Regions from separate parts of the Homo sapiens genome. Here all the other regions are linked to region 4. Evidence: read pairs that join two places in POLR2A ChIA-PET (ENCODE). Cell type or tissue: HepG2. All regions are shown on one strand.

The links. ChIA-PET counts read pairs that join two places held together with the same protein. Peaks named below come from ENCODE experiments on the same cell type or tissue, not always from the same donor. Only the 100,000 strongest peaks of a DNase experiment are listed, where the experiment ranks them.
Region 1: POLR2A ChIA-PET joins it to region 4 with 20 read pairs; 31 of 35 experiments call an interaction of 5 or more read pairs at or near these places.
Region 2: POLR2A ChIA-PET joins it to region 4 with 13 read pairs; 27 of 35 experiments call an interaction of 5 or more read pairs at or near these places.
Region 3: POLR2A ChIA-PET joins it to region 4 with 11 read pairs; 35 of 35 experiments call an interaction of 5 or more read pairs at or near these places.
Region 5: POLR2A ChIA-PET joins it to region 4 with 10 read pairs; 8 of 35 experiments call an interaction of 5 or more read pairs at or near these places.

The regions. Positions count from the first base shown.
Region 1 is chr10:72,253,747-72,257,746 of GRCh38, reverse strand. No RefSeq gene overlaps it. Among named protein-coding and RNA genes, the nearest start is that of DDIT4-AS1, 18 kb to the left of the region's middle. RefSeq lists enhancers at 2,322-2,616, 2,503-2,742. In HepG2, no CTCF peak of the experiment used is centred here; a DNase peak (open chromatin) is centred at 2,485; H3K4me3 peaks cover 748 bases.
Region 2 is chr10:72,247,033-72,251,032 of GRCh38, reverse strand. No RefSeq gene overlaps it. Among named protein-coding and RNA genes, the nearest start is that of DDIT4-AS1, 25 kb to the left of the region's middle. RefSeq lists enhancers at 1,862-1,961, 1,430-1,996, 1,997-2,565, 2,566-3,133. In HepG2, no CTCF peak of the experiment used is centred here; DNase peaks (open chromatin) are centred at 130 and 2,062; H3K4me3 peaks cover 1,138 bases.
Region 3 is chr10:72,262,129-72,266,128 of GRCh38, reverse strand. No RefSeq gene overlaps it. Among named protein-coding and RNA genes, the nearest start is that of DDIT4-AS1, 9.6 kb to the left of the region's middle. In HepG2, no CTCF peak of the experiment used is centred here; a DNase peak (open chromatin) is centred at 2,338.
Region 4 is chr10:72,319,004-72,323,003 of GRCh38, reverse strand. No RefSeq gene overlaps it. Among named protein-coding and RNA genes, the nearest start is that of DNAJB12, 34 kb to the left of the region's middle. RefSeq lists enhancers at 125-174, 137-1,336, 1,770-2,189, 1,939-2,233, 3,870-3,919 and silencers at 179-473, 2,960-3,519. In HepG2, no CTCF peak of the experiment used is centred here; DNase peaks (open chromatin) are centred at 2,083, 2,847, 3,373 and 3,860; H3K4me3 peaks cover 2,367 bases.
Region 5 is chr10:72,029,370-72,033,369 of GRCh38, reverse strand. No RefSeq gene overlaps it. Among named protein-coding and RNA genes, the nearest start is that of SPOCK2, 57 kb to the left of the region's middle. In HepG2, no CTCF peak of the experiment used is centred here; DNase peaks (open chromatin) are centred at 2,389 and 3,779; H3K4me3 peaks cover 1,942 bases.

The DNA of each region.
Region 1 (4,000 bases), 65 kb after region 4:
CCCGAGTAGCTGGAATTACAGGCACGTGCCACCATGCCCATCTAATTTTTGTATTTTTAGTAGAGACAGGGGTTTCACCATGTTGGCCAAGCTGGTCTCAAGCTCCTGGTCCCTAATAATCCAACTACCTCAGCCTCCCAAAGTGCTGGGATTACAGTCATGAGCCACCGCACCCAGCTGTCTTATATAAATCTTTAAATACCCTCTGCCACCACCACTATAATTCCCCCCAACACACCCACACACACCCCTGTCCCAGTGTTGGGATATATACAGTATATACTCAACAAGTGTTTGACCCAGAATTGAATGGAACTGGAGCCCACATGTGACTCAAGGTCAGTGTGGAATCAGCAAGAAATCTCCCTGACCCCTCCCAGGCGGTGGGGAACTCTACTCCCTCTGAACTCAGCCAGCACTTATTATTGTCACAGAAAGTTAAAACTGAAAGGGGGATTCCCCTTCTTGTACATTTGAGGAGAATAAAGGGGAAGTGTCCAGAATCTGGTTCCAGTGTGGGAACCAGATCCCACAGTCTGCTGGTATCTCTCCACTGCAGCTTGTTACCTCTTCAGAGGGGGCTTCCCCGGTTGCCTGCAATCCCTTCTTCTCTCCTGCTGTTTCCTTTCAAACCACTAATTCCCTTTGTAATCATTCATTCATCTATCTCTGTGGATGTCCAATGCCTGACTTTCCCAATACACTGCAAGCTCTAAGAGGCCAGGGTTTGTATCTATTTTGTCCTGGATCTCCTGGTGCCCTGCACAAAAAGCCCAGCCCACAGAGTTTCCAATAATAATATATGAAAAAAAAAAAAAAGAATGAGGCCAGGCGTGGTGGCTCACACCTGTAATCCCAGCACTTTGGGAGGCAGAGGTGGGTGAATCACCTGAGGTCAGGAGTTCAAGACCAGCCTGGCCAACATGGCAAAACCCTGTCTCTACTAAAAAAATACAAAAATTATCTGGGCGTGGTGGTGCACACCTGTAATCCCAGTTACTTGGGAGGCTGAGGCAGGAGAATCGCTTCAACCTGGGAGGCAGAGGTTGCGGTGAGCCAAGATCGTTCCACTGCACTCCAGCCTGGGTGAGAGAGTGAGACTGTGTCTCAAAAAAAAAAAAAAAAAAAAAAGAATGAGTATCCGTATGGCCTGCGAACCTCCATACATTTCCCCAGGGCAGTGCTGAGACTGGCTCAGAAAGTGCTGAGTTGACGTGTCTGGAGAGTTCCTTGCCAGGAGCTCCAAGGCAACACCTGGTCTTGAGCAGCTTAAGGTATATGGGGGCAATAGACACCTAGTGAATAACCCTACCACCAGGAAGAGGTTTATACTGGGGATGACAAATCAGATTGGGGATTGGAATCTAGCAGTGGTGTGGAGGGCAGATTGGAGGTTGGAGACCTAAGGCAGGGAAACAATTAGGTCATGATTGCAAAAACTGAAAACCACCTAAGTGTCTCTGGTAGGAAAACAGTTAAATAAATTACAGTACATCCCAATCATGGGAAATTATGTGGGTGTTAAAAAGAGGGAGGTAGATTTTGGAAAGATGTCCAAGATCTGCTGTGAGGTGACAGGAACAGGTTGCAGAACAATTTGTACAGTATAATCCCAGGCTGAGGGGAGACAAAAGAGGACACTCCTCTGCAGATACACACTTTTAAACATGCTGAGAAAACATCTAGAAGGATGCTGGAGAAGCTGTTGAAGAGGGATAAAAAAGTTTTTTCTTTTTCTTTTTTTTCTTTTTTTTAAGACAGAGAGAGTCTCACTCTGTTGCCCAGGTTGGAGTGCAGTGGCGTGATCTCGGCTCACTGCAACCTCTGCCTCCTGGGTTCAAGCGATTCACCTGCCTCAGTCTCCCAAGTAGCTGGAATTACAGGCTTGTGCCACCACACCCGGCTAATTTTTGTATTTTTAGTAGAGATGGGGTTTTGCCATGTTGGCTAGGCTAGTCTCGAACCCCTGACCTCAGGTGATCTGCCCACCTCAGCCTCCCCAAGTGCTAGGATTATGGGCGTGAGACACCGTGCCCAGCCTACTTTTTCTTTCTACACCTTTTACACTGGTAGATTTTTACCATGAGCTTATATTCTTTTCACAAGAATTTTTTTTTTGCTATGGCAGGATTGGGGGTGATGGGTAAGGAGGTGGGGTGGGGGCTGGACAACTGAGACCCAGTGAGCAGTGCCAGGGAGGGAGGCCTATTGACAGATGGACAGGACTGGAACCAGGGAGGAGGCTACAGGGCCATGGCACCTGGGGGGTGGACCGGGGGAAGCACAGTGCCGTGTAGGGGGCCTCACTCAAGGTGATTGATCTCCACAGTGCCAGTGACCCTAGGCAAGGGACAACAAGCCCATGGCCAGGAAACCCTGAATTTGGGGAACAAGGGCAAGGAAAGGAAGTAGGTCGAACTTTAGGACCCTACGGATTCCTTGGCCGTTAGCACCATCCTTCGGGTACAGACCGTTCTGGCTGCAGCAGGGAAACAAACAGATGAAGGAGGGGCCAAACCCCAGCCTCCGCGGGAGGAGGTCGGCTTGCTACCAGCCCTGGTGTTCCTGGGAGCGTGCCCTGGTTCTCTGCTGGCTCTTTTGGGCTGCCCGCTAGCAGGCCAGGCTAACTTCCAGGCCTGGGGTGAGAGGCCAGGGCATCTGGCCCCTTCTGGAGGCCAAGCCCCTTCCCAGGACCCAGAGCAGAGGAAGCTAAAACAATGCTGTTCATGGAGAGATTGCAGGGGAGAGAGAGCTGGGTGGGGGCGGAGAAGGTTCTTGGCTCTTAGAAGCCAGTGAAAGCCTGCAGAAGGTCAAAGGTAGAGGAGTGCTCTGTGATTCTGAGACGGCACCTCATTTATCTCATAAACACTTGCTCTGAGCCCAAGTCCAGTGGTAATGCCCCTATGCAAAGCTGGATAAGTCGCTCAGAGGGACTCTGCCTGGGTCTTGTCTCCAGGGCCTCTCTGCAAAAGCCCCTGTGTGCCAGGAGCAGCTGAGGCCTTTTCACAGGTGTCTATTTATTATACACTAGAACCTTCTAGAAGAGGTATTCTGGTTTTTTTTTTTTTTTTTGACAGTCTTGCTCTGTCACCCACGCTGAAGTGCAGTGGCATGATCATAGCTCACTGCAGCCTCAAGCTCCTGGACTGAAGTGATCCTTTGCCTCAGCCTCCTGAGTAGCTGCGACTACAGGCATGTGCCACCATGCCTAGCTAAATTTTAAAATTTTTCTTTTGTACAGATGGGGTCTCTCTATGTTGACCAGGCTGGTTTTGAACTCCTCCTGCCTTGGTCTCCCAAACAGTTGGGATTACAGGCATGAGCCTCAATGCCTGGGCTAAAGGCGGTGTTTTTTTTTTTTTTGTTTTGTTTTTTTACAAAGCAAGAAACTGAGGCTGGTGCCTTGCGCATGATCACATCGTTAGGAAGTGATAATACTGGGATTCGAGGCCGGGTGCGGTGGCTCATGCCTGTAATTGCAGCACTTTGGGAGGCCAAGGCGGGCAGATCAACTGAGGTCAGGAGTTCGAGACCAGCCTGGCCAACATGGTGAAACCCTGTTTCTGCTAAAAATACTAAACCCTGTCTCTACTAAAAAAATACAAAAATTAGCTGGACATGGTGGCACACGCCTGTAATCCCAGCTACTTGAGAGGCTGAGGCAGGGAAATCGCTTGAACCCGGGAGACAGAGGTTGCAGTGAGCCAAATTTGCACCACTGCACTCCAACCTGGGTGACAAGAGTGAAACGCTATCTCAAAAACAAAACAAAACAAACGAACAAAAAAAACTGGGATTCGAGCCTGGGTGTGCCTATGTCCCGCTTATAATTTGGTTGCTTGGAGCTCAGAACACATTCTCCCATAGAAATTATGCTGTAAGTGGTGGTTTGGCTGCCATAATGGCCTAGCTCACCCAGGGTATAGCCGGAATTAATTCTATGTTTCAGTACGGTTGTGGATGAACCAGGCTTCTGCGGACTAGCCTGGAAACCCACGAG
Region 2 (4,000 bases), 72 kb after region 4:
AGTCCCCTCTCCTCTGCTGGCCCACTGATCCTTGGCTATGGGACCCAGCATATGCCTCTGAGTTCCAGGACCTTACACAGCACAGAAGAATCCAGAGGCTGATGTGGCTGCTGCATAGAGGCTTATGGCAGCAGATCAGCAGTTGAGGGAGTTCATGCAGAGGGCAGACTCTCCTGGCTCTGAGCAGGCCAGGGCGGGACTCAGGCTCAGGCTCCTCTGGACAGCTCTGGGCCCACCTGCCTGAGCTTTTATCTATTTCAGAGAATCATTAAGAAAGTACCAACCAGGTGTGGTGGCTCACACCTTGTAATCCCAGCACTTTGGGAGGCTGAGGTGGGAGGAAGGCTTGAGTCCAGGAGTTCAATACCAGCCTGGGCAACACAGTGAGATCTGTCTCTACAACAATAACAACAACAAAATAAGAGAATTGGCTGCGCATGGTGGCTTATGCCTGTAATCCTAACACTTTGGGAGGCTAAGGCGGGCAGATCACAAGGTGAGGAGTTCGAGACCAGCCTGGCCAATATGGTGAAACCCCCGTCTCTACTAAAAATACAAAAATTAGCCAGGCGTGGTGACGCATGCCTGTAGTCTCACCTACTCGGGAGGCTGAGGCAGAAGAACTGCTTGAGCCCGGGAGGTGGAGGTTGCAGTGAGCCGAGATTGCACCACTGCACTCCAGCCTGGGCGACAGAAAGAGACTCCGTCTCAAAAAAAAAAAAAAAAAAAAAATTAGCGGGGCTTGGTGGTGCAAACCTGTAGTCCCAGCTACTCAGGAGGATGAGGCAGGAGGATCAATTGATCCAGGGAGGTTGAAGCTGCAATGAGCCAAGATCACGCCACTGCACACTCCAGCCTGGGCGACAGAATGAGACCCTGTCTCAAGCAAACAAAAAATAAAAAAGAGAAAGCATCTATTCTCAAAATCACCTGGAGAGAAACTTTGAGAGAAAATGCTCACATTCATTGCAAGAGTTTGAAATAATGCCTCAAAATCAGTTATCCCGAAGTGACATGAGACCTGCATCCAAGAACCTTTAATAAATAGTGGCAGCCAGGCATGGTGGCTCACGCCTGTCATCTCAGCACTTTGGGAGGCTGAGGCAGGTGGATCACCTGAGGTCAGGTGTTCAAGATCAGCCTGGCCAACATGGTGAAACCCTGTCTCTACTAAAAATACAAAAATTAGCCCGGTGTGGTGGTGGGTGCCTATAATCCCAGCTACTCGGGAGGCTAAAGCAGGAGAACTGCTTAAACCCGGGAGGCAGAGGTTGCGGTGAGCCGAGATCATGCCACTGCACTCCAGCCTGGGCAACAAGAGCAAAACTCCATTTCAAAAATAAATAAATAAATAAATAAATAAATAAATAAATAAATAAATAAATAAATAAATACTGGCATAGGCCAGGCACATAGTGGCTTATGTCTTAATCCCAACATTTTGGGTAGCCGAGGCGGGAGGGTTGCTTGAGCCCAGGAGTTCGAGACCAGCCTGGGCAACATAATGAGACCCTGTCTCTACAAAAAATACAAAAATGAGCCAGGGGTGGTGGTGCGTGCCTGTAGTCCCAGCTGCTCAGGAGGCTGAGGTTCACTTGAGGCCCGGAGTTGGAAGCTGCAGTGAGCTATGAACGCACCACTGCATTCCAACCTGGGTGGAAGTGAAACCCCCCTTTCTAAAATAAATAAATAAAAATAAATACTGATGTTGGTTGTTCCTCTCAGTTTCCCTGAACCTCAGTTTTGTCATCTGAAGGATGTTTTGTTATGAGGGATATGAAACGCGACTGTGTGATGGCACCCGGCACGCTGAAGATGCTTTGGAAATGCGGGATGGGTCAGAATCTTAAGTGCTCGGAGTCTGGTGGCCGGGGGCCTCACCCAGCAGGAGGACACAATGGAGACAGCCTCCCTGGGTCATACAGTGGGCTGCACGCAGGTGCAGGCAGGGGAGCCAGGCCTGAGGCTAGGTAAGAGGCAGCACTAGGACCCAGGGGCCACGTATGCAGCAGGCTCCGCCGGATAAGTTCTCAGCCAGAACACAATGTTCTCAGTGTACCCACAGGAAACCCTGAAGAAGAGAACTGCACATGGCCTCTGCTGGGTGTGTTCTGGTCACAGCCTTTTATTCTTTTTCCTAACCTCAGTCCCCACTTTCACATCCTGTAACCTGCATTGCTGCCCCACCCCACCCTGCTGGGCTGGTCCCAGGTCCCAGGAGAGCAACCAATGCAGGAAGTCCAAGGCCTGGCCAGGTTTTACCATTTTCAAATAAGACCCGTTTGCCTCTAACCCTGGTTTCCTGAATCGCAACCCTTTGTGATGGAAACTTGCTTTTTACAGTGCAGAAGGCAGACACTGGGGACAAAGTTGTATTTCTGCCATGGCAAGGATCTTGGCCCACAGGCAAAGGAAACAGCTGATGCCTCATACCACCACCTCCCTTCCTCTCTGAAGGCCGGGTCCCACCTGGGACAGGGGAGGGCCTCCGTCGCTGCTGCCTGAATCAGAGGGAACTTGGAGCTGCCTGGGGGATCAGCGCCAAGTTTGGAGCAGAACATCCTATGATGTGGTTCCTAGTTTTTATTTCCACGAATGCTATAATATGTTGTCCCACCGAGCTATTTTTATTGAATGGAAAAAAAAAAAAAAGCAAACCTCTGCAAAACCAGCAGTCCTCTGTTAGACGGAAGGACAAGGTGAACTTTTCACTTCCTTCCCTGCAGCCTATCAACTCAGTCCGTGGTTTGGTGTCACCCACACTCTGTGCTATATTCAATCTCAATTTTTGCCTCCTTGTTTTTGAAGCTGCAGGAGCAAGGCTCTAAACCTATGTTTCTCCTGCTAGTTGCATGAGGCTTTTAGAAGTGCCTTTTTGGTGAATTCTCACAACAGCAAAATAGAGATCTATCAGCTGCTTGCCAGCTGCAGGCAAAGGTGGGTCTGAAGAGAGTGAACAAGGAGGGGAACCTTGAGAAACCCAGCACAATCCCAGCCAACTTCTGGCAAACTGCACTGTTGGGAGCTCCGCACAGGCTGCATTCCTGCCACGTTAATGAGAGGCCTGGCCATTGAAAATAAGACCCAAGCCGGAGGGGGTGGCTCATGCCTGTAATCCCAGCACTTTGGGAGGCTGAGGCAGACGGAGGACCTGATGTCGGGAGTTTGAGACCAGCCTGACCAACATAGAGAAACCCCATCTCTACTAAAAAAATGCAAAAATTAGCTGGGCATGGTGGTGCATGCCCGTAATCCCAGCTACTCGGGAGGCTGAGGCAGGAAAATCGCTTGAACCCGGGAGGCGGAGGTTGCAGTGAGCCGAGATCACACCACTGCCCTCCAGCCTGGGCAAGAAGAGTGAAACTCCGTCTCAAAGAAAATAAGACCCAGTGCCTCTATGAAGCTCCATGAATAAGGCTCCTTCTACCCTGGCATTGCAGAGTCCCTTTCCAGATGTTGGTTGGTAAAAGGGTTTTCATGTGTCCTAGGCCTGTAGATTCAACTGGGTGCTTCCTAGACTGGCCCAAGCTCAGGGATTCCCTTCTTGGAGAAGAGGTTTCCAAAAGCAGGCAATACTGCTACTCCTGGGGAAGTCTGCTGAAGGCTGGGGGCCCCAAAAGACCTGTGTTCCGATCTTGGTTTTGTCAACTTGATGGAGCCTGTGCAAATCACTTTCCCACTCAAATATTTTCATAACTTTGTCAATAAAAATAACAGCTGGAGGCTGAGCACGGTGGCTCACACCTGTAATCTCAGCATTTTGGTAGACTGAGGAGGGGGGATTACTTGAGGTCAGGAGTTCGAGACCAGTCTGGCCAACATGGTGAAACCCCATCTCTACTAACAACACAAAAATTAGCCAGGTGTGGTGACACATACCTGTAATCCCAGCTACTTGGGAGGCTGAGGCAGGAGAATTACTTGAACTTGGGAGGCAGAGGTTGCAGTGGGCTGAGGTAACGCCCCTGGACTCCAGCCTGGGCGACAGAGCGAGACTCCA
Region 3 (4,000 bases), 57 kb after region 4:
TGCCTGGTTCTGCCTGGGGTCCTAGGTTTCCCAAGAAGTCATTTCCTCTGGGGAGAGGGCAGGGCAGTGGGAACCCCACAAAGGGCTAGGTTGATAAACCACCCATGCCAAGGGATAAGGGTTTTGAGAGCTGAGAGAGTAGCCTGAGGATTCTGGCAGACCTCTGTATCCCAGCAGTAGCAAAGGCACAGACAGCCTACCAGACTTCATGCAGCCCACCCGTCTCCAGCCCGCGTGGTCAAATGAGTTGTCCTAGGGACCCAGCCAGGCCTGGAACCTCGTCCTTCTGACTCCGGCACTGTCTCTTTTCTCCTCACCTGTCCCACTGACTGTCAGTAAGGAATCCCATCCACTTAGAGGCCAGGTTTCTGCCAGCCATTACTAAGATCCCTCTCCAATCCTAGGTTCTGAATCCTTATGAGGAGAGAAAGCAATGAAGTGCAGGGAGGGCTAGGCAACCCCCTCTCTCTAGTGAGTCTCTTAAACCTCGGCTAGCTCAGGCCCTGTGGAGTGAGAGGATAGGAGTCAGCAGACCTTAGTTGCAGGCTGTTTGGCCACTAAGGATGGATCGGAGTCTGGGCTGTGGCCCAGAAGCAGCCCCCAGGAAGCATACCATGTCTTTGAAGCCCAGAATTTTTATTACAAATAACACAATTTTGCATTTTATTATATATTTTATCTGTGTTAATTTCAGTAGCAAATGTTTAGATTACTTACTAGTTAAATTACTTAATTTCTCCCTCCAAAAAAAGAAAAAAACTTTTTTTTTCTTTTTTGAGACAGAGTCTCGCTCTGTCCTCCTGGCTGGAGTGCAGTGCCGATATCTCAGCTCACTGCAACCTCTGCCTCCCAGGTTCAAGAGATTCTCCTGCCGCAGCCTCACGGGTAGCTGGGATTACAGGCATGCGCCACCACGCCTGGCTAATTTTTTTATTTTTAGTAGAGACGGGGTTTTGCCATGTTGGCCAGGCTGGTCTCTATCTCCTAGCCTCAAGTAATCTGCCTGCCTCGGCCTCCCAAAGTGCTGGGATTACAAGCGTGAGTAACCAAGCCCGGCCTTCATACCTCAGTTTTGAAAACACGGAACTAGAGAATCTCAAAGACCTCTTCAACCTCTACAAGGATCATAGCAAAGGAGAAAGATATAATACATTCCATGGAGCTGCTTTCCCCCAAACCCCAGTCCTAGCCCATAGGACTCTCTGCAGGAGGCCTGCCAGAGAAGGTAGAAATAGGCATTTCAGCCATTTCAGTGCTTTTGCCTTTTGAGGGCTTCCAATTGGTTTACAATATGGAAATATTGTTGATATCCATATAACAAAGGGGGAAGCAGGGATGGGGGTTTTTCCACCAGCCTAGGGAGTATATGACAGGGGATGACAGAGATGATCAGGACCTGCCACAGTTGGGAAAGCCCAAACCCAGGCTCATCATTTGTCTGGACAGCAAAATGAGCTCACTCTATTGTTGTTGTTTTTCCTTCTAGAGAAGAAAGGAGACCAGGAGGACCTGTCTAGCCTCTGCGTTTCCCAAAGGGCTGGGGTGAGTAGAGCTAGATCAGCAGAGAGAAGGGTCAGCCTTCTCACTGTCAGGATTCTTCTGTCAGTAGAATGAACCTTAAAATCTTTCTTTTTTTCTTTTCTTTTGAGATGGAGTTTCGCTCTTGTCGCCCAGGCTGGAGTGCAATGGCGCAATCTTGGCTCACCGCAACCTCCGCCTCCCAGGTTCAAGCGATTCTCCTGCCTCAGCCTCCTGAGTAGCTGGGATTACAGGCATGTGCCACCACACCTGGCTAACTTTTTTGTATTTTTAGTAGAGATGGGGTTTCTCCATGTTGGTCAGCCTGGTCTCAAACTCCCAACCTCAGGTGATCTGCCCGCCTCAGCCTCCCAAAGTGCTGGGATTACAGGCATGAGCTACCATGCCCGGCTAAAATCTTTTAATGTTAAGATAAGCAGGTCCTAAGAGAGTACTCCTTCCAGCCCCCAACCTCCCCCACTTTATGGACAAGGAACTGACAGGGCAGGGAGCCTTAGGAGGTTCCAGGATCTCCCTCTCTCCTGGCAGTTAGGCCCCACTCAATCCTCTGGAACTTTCTTCTCCCTGGCTTTGGTCTCCTTCATCACCCTTCTGCGATGCCTCTAACCTCACTCAGAAGTGCATTTTATCTCCAGTGGCCTTAATAGTCAAAGGCTTGGGAAACTCAAGTCTAGGCAAAAGGCAGCTGCCCAGGTCTGCATGCTGAGCCTTTCTCTGGAACACCTGGGCTGGCAGGAAATGGAAGCTGCCAGCCCACCTGGCAATTTGCCATCTCTTCACAAAGATCTTTTTTTTTTTTTGAGGTGGAGTCTCACTCTGTCACCCAGGCTGGAGTACAAGTGGTGCAATCTCAGCTTACTGCAACCTCTGCCTCCCGGCTTCAAGGGATTCACCTGCCTCAGCCTCCCGAGTAGCTGAGATTACAGGAATGCACTACCACGCCCGGTTTATTTTTGTATTTTCAACAGAGACAGGGTTTCACTACGTTGGCCAGGCTGGTCTCAAACTCTTGACCTCAGGTGATCTGCCCCCTTCAGCCTCCCAAAGTGCTGGGATTACAGGCGTGAACCACCGCACCAGCCTCCTCACAAAGATCATTGACCCTTATGGAGCGCTTCAGGATTCTAAAAACACTTGCACAGGCCTGGCACGGTGGCTCACGCCTGTAATCCCAGCACTTTGGGAGGCCAAGGCAGGCGGATCATGAGGTCAGGAGTTTGAGACCAGCCTGGCCAAAATAGTAAAACCCCATCTCTACTAAAAATAGAAAAAGTTAGCCGTGCGTGCTGGCGGGCGCCGGTAATCCCAGCTACTCGGGAGGCTGAGGCAGGAGAATCGCTTGAACCCGGGAGGTAGAGGTTGCAGTGAGCCTAGATCGCGCCACTAGACTCCAGCCTGGGCAACAGTGTGAAATTCCGTCTCAAAAAAACCAAAACAAACAAAAAAACACACTTCCATATTTTTTAGGGCTTTCATAACTTTTTTTTTTTTTAATTTTGAGATGGAGTCTTGTGTTGCCCAGGCTGGACACGATCGTGGCTCACTGCAACCTGTCTCCTGGATTTAAGCGATTCTCCTGCCTCCGCCTCCTAAGTAGCTGGGATTACAGGTGCCCGCCACCATGCCTGGCTAATATTTGTATTTTTAGTAAAGACAGGGTTTCACCATGTTGGCCAGGCTGGTCTTGAACTCCTGACCTCAGGCGATCTGCTCACCTCGGCCTCCCAAAGTGCTGGGATTACAGGTGTGAGGCACTGCACCCAGCCTTATAACTTTTTGTCTTTTTCCACATGTTCTAAAGGATTTTCATAACTTTGTTAATAAAAATAACAACTGGAGGCTGGGCATGGTGGCTCATGCCTGTAATCTCAGCACTTTGGGAGGCCAAGGTGGGCAGATCACTTGAGTCAAGGAGGTCAAGACCAGCCTGGCCAACATGGTGAAATCCCATCTCTACTAAAGAGACAAAAAGTTAGCTGGACATGGTAGAGTGTATCTGTATTCCCAGCTTCTTGGGAGGCTGAGGTGGGAAAATCACTTGAGCCCAGGGGGCTGAGGTTACAGTGAGCTGAGATTGTGCCACTGCACTCCAGCCTGGGTCAAAAAGCAAGACTCTGTCTCAAAAAAAAAAAAAAAAAAAAAAAAGACTTAGGCTGGGCAGTGGCTCACACCTGTAATTCCAGCACATGATTTGGGAAGCTGAGGCGAGTGGATCACTTGAGGCCAGGAGTTTGAGACCAGCATGGCCAACATAGTGAAACCCTGTCTCTACTAAAAATACAAAATTTACCCAGGTTTGGTGGCATGCACCTGTAATCCCAGCTACCTGGGAGGCTGAGGCAGGAGAATCACTTGAACCCGGGAAGCGGAGGTTGCGGTGAGCCAAGATCGTTCCACTGCACTCCAGCCTGGGTGATAGAGTGAGACGCTATCTCAAACAAAAACGAAACAAACCAACAAA
Region 4 (4,000 bases):
CAAAGACAGGGTGGGGCCACAGGCAGTCCCCTTCGCCTGTCTGGCTCCCTCAGACTGGGCTGAGGCCGGCCACAGGCCCACAGTGCAGTCCGAGGCCTGATGAGGTCTGCTGAGTTGAGCAGAGGCTCCACAGTCCATCAGAGACCCAGGCCTGTTAGGTCCTGTGAGATGGAGAATGGAGGAGCCCAAGAAAGGCCCTGGGCTCCATCCCAGCCCTGTGTTGTCCCCAGGTTGGGGCAGGCCTGAGGTGATCCCAGGAAGGCAACCCCAGCGTAGGAACCAGGCCTGCCCGGGGCCCACTGAGGCTGCCTCTACCTGTCTGGGCTTGAGGTGAGTCACTTCCTCCCTCAGCTGGTATGTGATGGGGAGGGGAGGGTTGGGGAGGGGACAGCATCTAAAAATAGCAGGGCCTAGACTGGTGGAAGATGCCCGAAGAGCTTCCCCTTGGACCAGGGAGGACCTGGCTTCCCATGGAACCGCCATCAGCCACAGCCCCCACCAGGCCCTGCGTTAGGCCAGGGAGGGAGATGGCCAAGACCTCCCCCACCCTTGCTTCTCAGGCTCAGAGCCCCCTTGAAGGCTGAGTCTCAGGAGCAGCGCCGGATGGGGTAGGAGCTTGGAGAGAGAAGGCCTCCAGCAGACAGTACTCGTTCATTCCCCTCCCTGTGCACGCACACAGATGCACGCACACAGAGACACAGGCACGTACCCTCGCCCAGCCCGGCTTCATGAGTCATCTCCCTCATGCCAGGACTCATCTCCCTGGTCAGCAGGGTGGACTGAGGACCCACTGTGTGCTTGAGCCACACCCTGGAAGACAAGGAAGCCATGCTCATGACCGTCCCTGGCCTCGGGGACTCCACATCATAAGAGGCCACTCAGGAAAGAGGAGAACACCCAGGGCAAAAGCAAGAGGCAGGCAGGGGGTGTGTGGTGGATGAGCTGGAGTCCGGAAGACCTGGTTTCAAATCCTGGCACTCACCCTTTCTAGCCATGTGACCAGACAAGCTATTTGACTTCTCCTGCCTCCGCTTCCATCTATATAATGGATGCCACGTATGGCCCTCGTCATATGTCAAATACAATCATGCATATAAAGTCCCCAAGCAAACAGAGCTCTTGCCATCAAAGCTTATGGTATCAGGCTAGAAACCTTGGGGGCGGGGGCACTTTGAATATGTCAGTAGACCTTTCTATCCCAAGGACTTACTGTGACATTCCACCTGGCCCCACCTGTGATAGGGAAAGGGGGAGGGGAGGGGAGGGAGAGGAGCTGCCGCTCACAACAGTGCTGGCCTCTACTGTGAACACTTGATATCGTTCTCATTTTCCCCCAGCCTCACAACAGCTTTACAAAGTAGGCATCGCTATCCCCATTTCACAAGTGGAAAAATGGAGACCCAAAAACATTCAATCACCTGCCCAAGGTCATGCAGCTGGCCTGGGGCAGACGCCAGACTGGGGCCCAGATCTGAGTGTGATCTCCTTGTGCACTGTGGGATGAGGCGGGGTCTGTCATGCCTGGGGTCGGCTGAGGGTGCAGGGGTCTCTGACTCTTTTGGGAGGAGCCCCTAGAACCCCCTGCCTGAGGTGACTATGGAATATGCTGAGCCTTTGGCCAGGGCTGCCTTCCTCCTGTCTGGTCCCACCTCCCCCACCCGGACCCCCCCGGCCAGCCCTCAGACCCCTCCCAGAAACACGGAAGGGCTCCACTCCCTCTGGGAGTTACCACCTTCACTTCCAACTTCAGCTAGGTGAGGGAGGTACTGCAACCCCTGAGTGACAGAAAAGGCAGCCGGATCAGAGGGGTCAGGAACCTGCTGTCATGCTCGCAGAGCTGGGGAAGCAGAGCCTGGACAGAGCCCCAGCTGCTCAGACTCCTAAGCTGCCAGTCTGGATCCCACACCCCGGCTGTCGGGTAGGGTTGGGGACTTCTCTGCTCCCCCTGCTCCTCACGCTTCCCGGAGCCATCCCTGTTTGTACCGGCTGGGGTTACATGCAAAGTGCAAGCCTTGCATCAGCCAGATGGGCCCCGCTCTAGTAAGAGCTGCTTTCTGCCTCTCTGCGCCTTCCCCACCGTTATCTGACTCATCCCCTGACAGTCCCAGGAGACTAGAGAGAAGCCAGGCCTCTTATCCCTATTGCACAGATGGAGGGACTGAGAGAGGAAGTGACCTACTCCAGTGACTCAGGGCAGCAACCCAGGCTGAGGAGGCCACAGGTGTAGCTGGTGTGGCCTGGGGAAAGTTCCCGGGTGCCACACAGCCAGATAAGCAGTTTTTAATGCCTCACAGCAGGCACAAATATCAACCGATGTGTGTCAAATGAACGAAGGAATATTGCAGGCCCTGGGTGAAAGATGAGGGGTGATATTGAGGAAAAAATAAATATGATACAGGGAAGGAAAAAAGAAGCCGGAAACCCAGACATGCCCCAGTTGCAGCCTGTGAGCCCAGCTGGCTTTGTAGCTCCCAGTTCCCTTCTCTTTAAGAATCTTCATGGCTATCACTTACTGGGTGAGTGCTAGTGACTCTGATATAACACTTTGTAGCCTTTTTTTTTTTTTTTTGAGACCAGGTCTCACACTGTCGCACAGGCTGGAGTGCAGTGGCGTGATCTTGGCTCACTGCAGCCTTGACTTCCTGGGCTCAAGGGATCCTCCCACCTTGGCCTCCCAAAGTGCTGGTATTACAGGAGTGAGCCACCACACCCGCCCCTATAGCCTCTATCTTATTTCATCCTGACAACAACCCAGTGATGCTATCATCCTCCCCATTTAACAGATGAGTTATCTGAGGCTCAGAGAGGTTACACAGTTCTTGCTCCAGCCGGCACGGGACCACATTCCAGGGGCTGACTTGCAACTGCTCTCCAAACCCGGCAGGGCAGATGTGCCCCTGCGCGTGCGATACCCACGTGGGGCTGCCCAGGTGTGTCTGCGGGTTGGCACCAGCTCCTGGTATCTGTCAGAGCAGTGAGGGGGTGGTGCGACAGGAGCGGAACCGAACGCCAGTGGCCGGGATGGATAATGAGCCAGGGCGCCTGGGCTGCAAGGGGGCTTGGGCACGCGGGCCTACCCGTGTGCGCAGGCCCTGGGCGCCCCCCGCACCGGGCGCCCTCCCCGAAACCCAGCCACGACTGCGGAACTGGGGGCGGGGCCAATGCTGGAGGCAGGGCCCGCCGGCGCCGGGCTCCCACCCCCCAGCGCCCGCTGACAACCCGCGGCGCGTTGCCAGCGATTGCCCCATCAGGCCGCATCCGCTTTCGCAGCCCTGCACGTTGTGCACACAGCGCGCCGGCCTGGGCGGGGCTGCTTGTCCCCGGCCCCCTGCCCCCCACCCGCGGCCCTCGCCCGGCTGCCTTCTGCCCCGGCTGAGACCCGGGCCAGACTGAGTCCCTAGCGGCCCATTACCCCGCCGGGCTCGTCCCAGACACCTTTGATGGCTGCCCTTTGCCCCGTCTGGTCTGAGCGGACAAACGAGGGAAATTGAGTAAGCCAGCTCAGCAAGACAGGAAACTCCTGGCCGCTTTGTTACTCATGATTTTCAGCAACTTGGGGAGTGGGGGGCAGGGGAGGGGAGTCCTAGGGGAATTTCTGTAGTTCAAGAAGTTTGGGGGCTCCAGGACTGGGAGTGCCCTCGGGGAGGTCTACCTCCCGGGGCAGGTCTATTTCCCAGGCCAGGTACCGTAGTTGGCACTAGTAAGTAAGTGCTCCACAAATTCGTGTTAACATGCATTTTCAAGAATGCAATTTATTTAATTTTCAAGTCTTCAGTCCCAGCTACTCCGTAGGCTGAGGCGGGAGGACCCCTTTAGCCCAGGAGGTCAAGGCTGCAGTGAGCTACGATCTTGCCACTGCATTCCAGCCTGGGTGACATAGCTAGACTGGTCTCAAAAAAAAAAAAAAAAAAAGGCATTTTCTCACCTACCTGCTTTGAGTGCCTGCCAGAAAGAATCTCCAGGTGAAAGGGGACAGGTTTAGGGCTGGAGCTGAAGGCTG
Region 5 (4,000 bases), 290 kb after region 4:
CCTCCTGCCTCAGCCTCCTGGGTACCTGGGACTACAGGTTCATGCCACCACTCCCAGCTAATACATTTTTTAATTTCTTTGTAGAAATGGGGTCTTGCTATGTTGCTAGGGCTGGTCTCAAACTCCTGGGCTCCAACTATCCTTCTACTTTGACCTCCCAAAGTGCCAATGTTACAGGAAAGGGGTCCCCACCCCATGTCCCAAGAGAGGGTTCTTGGATCTCGTGCAAGAAAGAATTCAGGGCAAGTCTGCGGTGCAGTGAAAGCAGGTTTATTAAGAAAGTAAAGGAATAAAAGAATGGCTACTCCATAGACAGAGCAGCCCTGAGAACTGCTGTTTGCCCATTTTTATGGTTATTTATTGATGATATGCTAAAAAAAAAAGGGGTGGATTATTCATGCCTCCCCTTTTTAGACCATATAGGGTAACTTCCTGATGTTGCCATGGCATCTGTAAACTGTCATGGCGCTGGTGGGAGTGTAGCAGTGAGGATGACCAGAGGTCACTCTCGTCACCATCTTGGTTTTGGTAGGATTTAGTGGCTTCTTTACTGCAAGCTGTTTCATCAGCTAGGTCTTTATGACCAGCATTTTGTGCTGACCTCCTGTCTCATCCTGTGACTTAGAATGTCTTAACTATCCGGAAATGCAGCCCAGTGGGTTTCAGCCTCATTTTACCCAGCTTCTATTCAAGATGGAGCTGCTCTGGTTCACATGCCTCTGACACTGGAATTACAGGTGTGAGTCACCTTGCTGGCCTCTTTTCCCTTTAGTAACAGCCAAGGGGCTGTTTCTGTGTCTTCACATGTGACAGATTCACGTGTGACACATCACTGGGCTCCGGGCTTGCGCCCAGCCTCGTCTTTCGGCCCAGTCACAGGAATAAGGTGCTCCGGGGGTTGTGAGCAGCCTCCTGGCACAGAGCAGGACAGGGTGTTGGGGGGCCAGGGAGGCTGGCAGTGGGGACTGGAAGGAGGGTCCCATGCTTTACCCCCCCACACACCCAGGGCTAAGAAGAGTGCTGCCCTGGAGTCCTGGGGCCTGAGAGGAGGGGGATTTAGTCATCACTGTTCACCCTCCCCCAGTATTCCAGAGGAATTGCAGCCATCTCTGTGGACAAGGCAGCTTGTTGTCTGTGAGCACTTTATGATTTTGAAATTCATCCCTGCCATAATTATAAATTAACATTTGGAGGGCTTTCTACATGCCAAGCTCTTTTCTAAGCCCTCCTGTCCGCCTTTTTTTGGAGTCAAGGTACCACTCTGTTGCCCAGGCTGGAGTGCAGTGGCTACATCTCAGCTCACTGCAGCCTCGATGTTCTGGGCTCAAGTGATCCTCCCGATTCAGCCTCCTAAGTAGCTGGGACTACAGGCATATGCCACCACGCCGGGCTAATTTTTAAATTTTCCATAGAAATGGGATCTCGCTAGGTTGCCCAGGTTAGTCTCCAGCTCCTGTCCTCAAATGATCCTCCTGCCTCGGCCTCCCAAAGTGCTGGGATTACAGGTGCGAGCTGCTGCATCCGGCCTCTTTTTAAGCTCTGTCTGCATTATCTCATTCAAATCTCACAACATTCACAACGTTCAGGGCTGAGAAAACTGAGGCTGTGAAAGGGACAATCACAAGCCCCAGGTTGCCCAGCCAGGGAAGCACTGTGAGCCGGGACGGGAACTCAGCTCAGGGGAACGTCAAAACTGTGTTCTTAACAACAGTCAGCCCAAACATTGGGTCCCTAAGCCCATGGCTTCAAGCTGGCCCTTCTCTGTGGGACAGTAGCAGCCCTCCCATCTGCTGATGTTTCTCTCTACCAGCCCCTCAGCATCTGGACAAGGCAGCTGACCCCTTCCACGTGCCCACATACCTTGGTAGCAGAGGGACCTCTCAGCATTTTTACTGGCTTTTCAGATTAAAAAAAAAGTTAGCCAGGTGTGGTGGTGGGCACCTCTATTTCCAGCTGCTTGGGAGGCTGACGCCCGAGAATTGCTTGAACTCGGGAGGCGGAGGCTGCAATGAGCCGAGATTGCGCCACTACACTTCAGCCTGGGCGACAGAGTGAGACTCCATCACAAAAAACCCCCAAAACAAAAAAAACAAAAACAAAAAAACTGGGAGAAGAAGGAAATGGGGAGGAGTTGAGCGGAGGCTCAGGAGAGTCAGGCAAATGAACCACAAGAAGCTGGGAGAGGGGCTGATCTTTCCATCTCCTGTGAAGGCAGCCGTGACATCCTCCACTGGAAGGATGAGTACCTGGGGCTGGAAGGGGTTGCACAACTTGCTCAAAGCCACCAGCCTTGTTCCTGACAACCTGACACCCTCACAGACCCACCATTGTCCCCCTGCCCAGAGTTCCAGCACTGCGTGGGGTGAGGCGGGAGGTGAGGCAGTGTTTGCAACAGCTCAAGGCCGCAGTCCAGGATGACCCTGCCTCCCCTTAAGCTGCCTGCCCGAGAGAACAAACACAAGGCTGCCGCCAGAACTGTTTGTTCCAGCCAAGCCCCGAAGATAGGGCCCCTGCTCCCACTCTCTGTAGGAAGATAGGAGCCTCACTCCCATGGCGCCGGTTAGCATTGGACCAAGCTCCTTCTCCCGGCTTTTTGTAATGTATCACTTTGTCCCATCCATCCTAATACACACACACACACACACACACACACACACACACACTCACAGGAGGACTGGTCAGGGTTCCCTGCACATGACCCTCATATTTTGTAGGGGAAACTGGGATTCATTTCGGATCATCCACTCTTTCCTCCCTCCTAAGACCATGTTCCTCATATTCCGCCACCTCAGACGAGGTGGGGCTCAGTCTTTGTTCAAGCCGTATTGCTTCAGCCTCATAACTTCAAGACCTTGAGCAAGTTACTTTACACCTCCAAGCCCTGGTTTCCTCATCTGCAAAGTGGGAATAATAAAATAATCTAGTTTGCAGAGTTGCTGAGAGATTGTTTTATTTTTGTTTAGTTTCTGTTTTGTTTTGCTTTTTTTGAGAAGGAGTCCCGCTCTGTTGCACAGGCTGGAATACAATGACGCAATCTCGGCTCACTGCAACCTCTGCCTCCCGGGTTCAAGTGATTCTCCTGCCTCAGCCTCCCGAGTAGCTGGGATTACAGGTGAGCACCACCAGGTTGGGCTAATTTTTGTATTTTAGTAGAGACGGGGTTTCACCATGTTGGCCAGGCTGAACTCCTGACCTTAGGTGATCCGCCCACCTCAGCCTCCCAAAGTGCTGGGATTACAGACGTGAGCCACCACGCCTGGCCAAGATTGTTTTACGTCAACAGCGAAACAGTATCTGGTACAGAGTAGGTGTTAAACAAATAATTGCTATTGTTATTTTGTTATTATCTGGTCCTCACCTCTATCCTCAAAAATAGCTCCAGTTGACTCAGTTATTCCTCTTTTATAAATCACTACCAAAACCAACACTTATCAAAACACCACTCTGTATCCCATAAATATATACAATTATTATATGTCAATTGAAAATAAAAGGGAAAAAAACCAATACAAACAAATAAAAAACACCCAGGTGTGTTTCAGCATCTCTCGTCTCCTTGGGGCACTAACTCCTTGCCACACTTCACCTGCATGAGAGCTGAGTAAGCTTCTGGAGCTTTGGAGAAAGTCTGGGGTCAGGAAATTGGGAGATGTTACTGGCACCTGAGAGGGGGAAGCTGTGAGTGGGGACAGGAGAGACTGCCCAGCTGCAGCTCAAGTCCAGAGTGGTTCAAAGGGCATGGCTGGGGGACAGAAAGCGTATACTCCCTTGCCTCCTGTACTAGTGCAGGAACTGTGAAATAGGCATTCAAATATGCAACTGGCAGGAATGTCATTTGTACAACCATTTCAGAACATTGGTTGGTAGGCTGGGATAGTGGCTCAGGCCTGTAATCTCAGTACTTTGGGAGGTTCAGGTGGGAGGACTGCTTGAGCCCAGGAGTTAGAGACCAGCCTGGGCAACATAGGGAGACCCCATGTCTATTATTTTTTAAAAACAA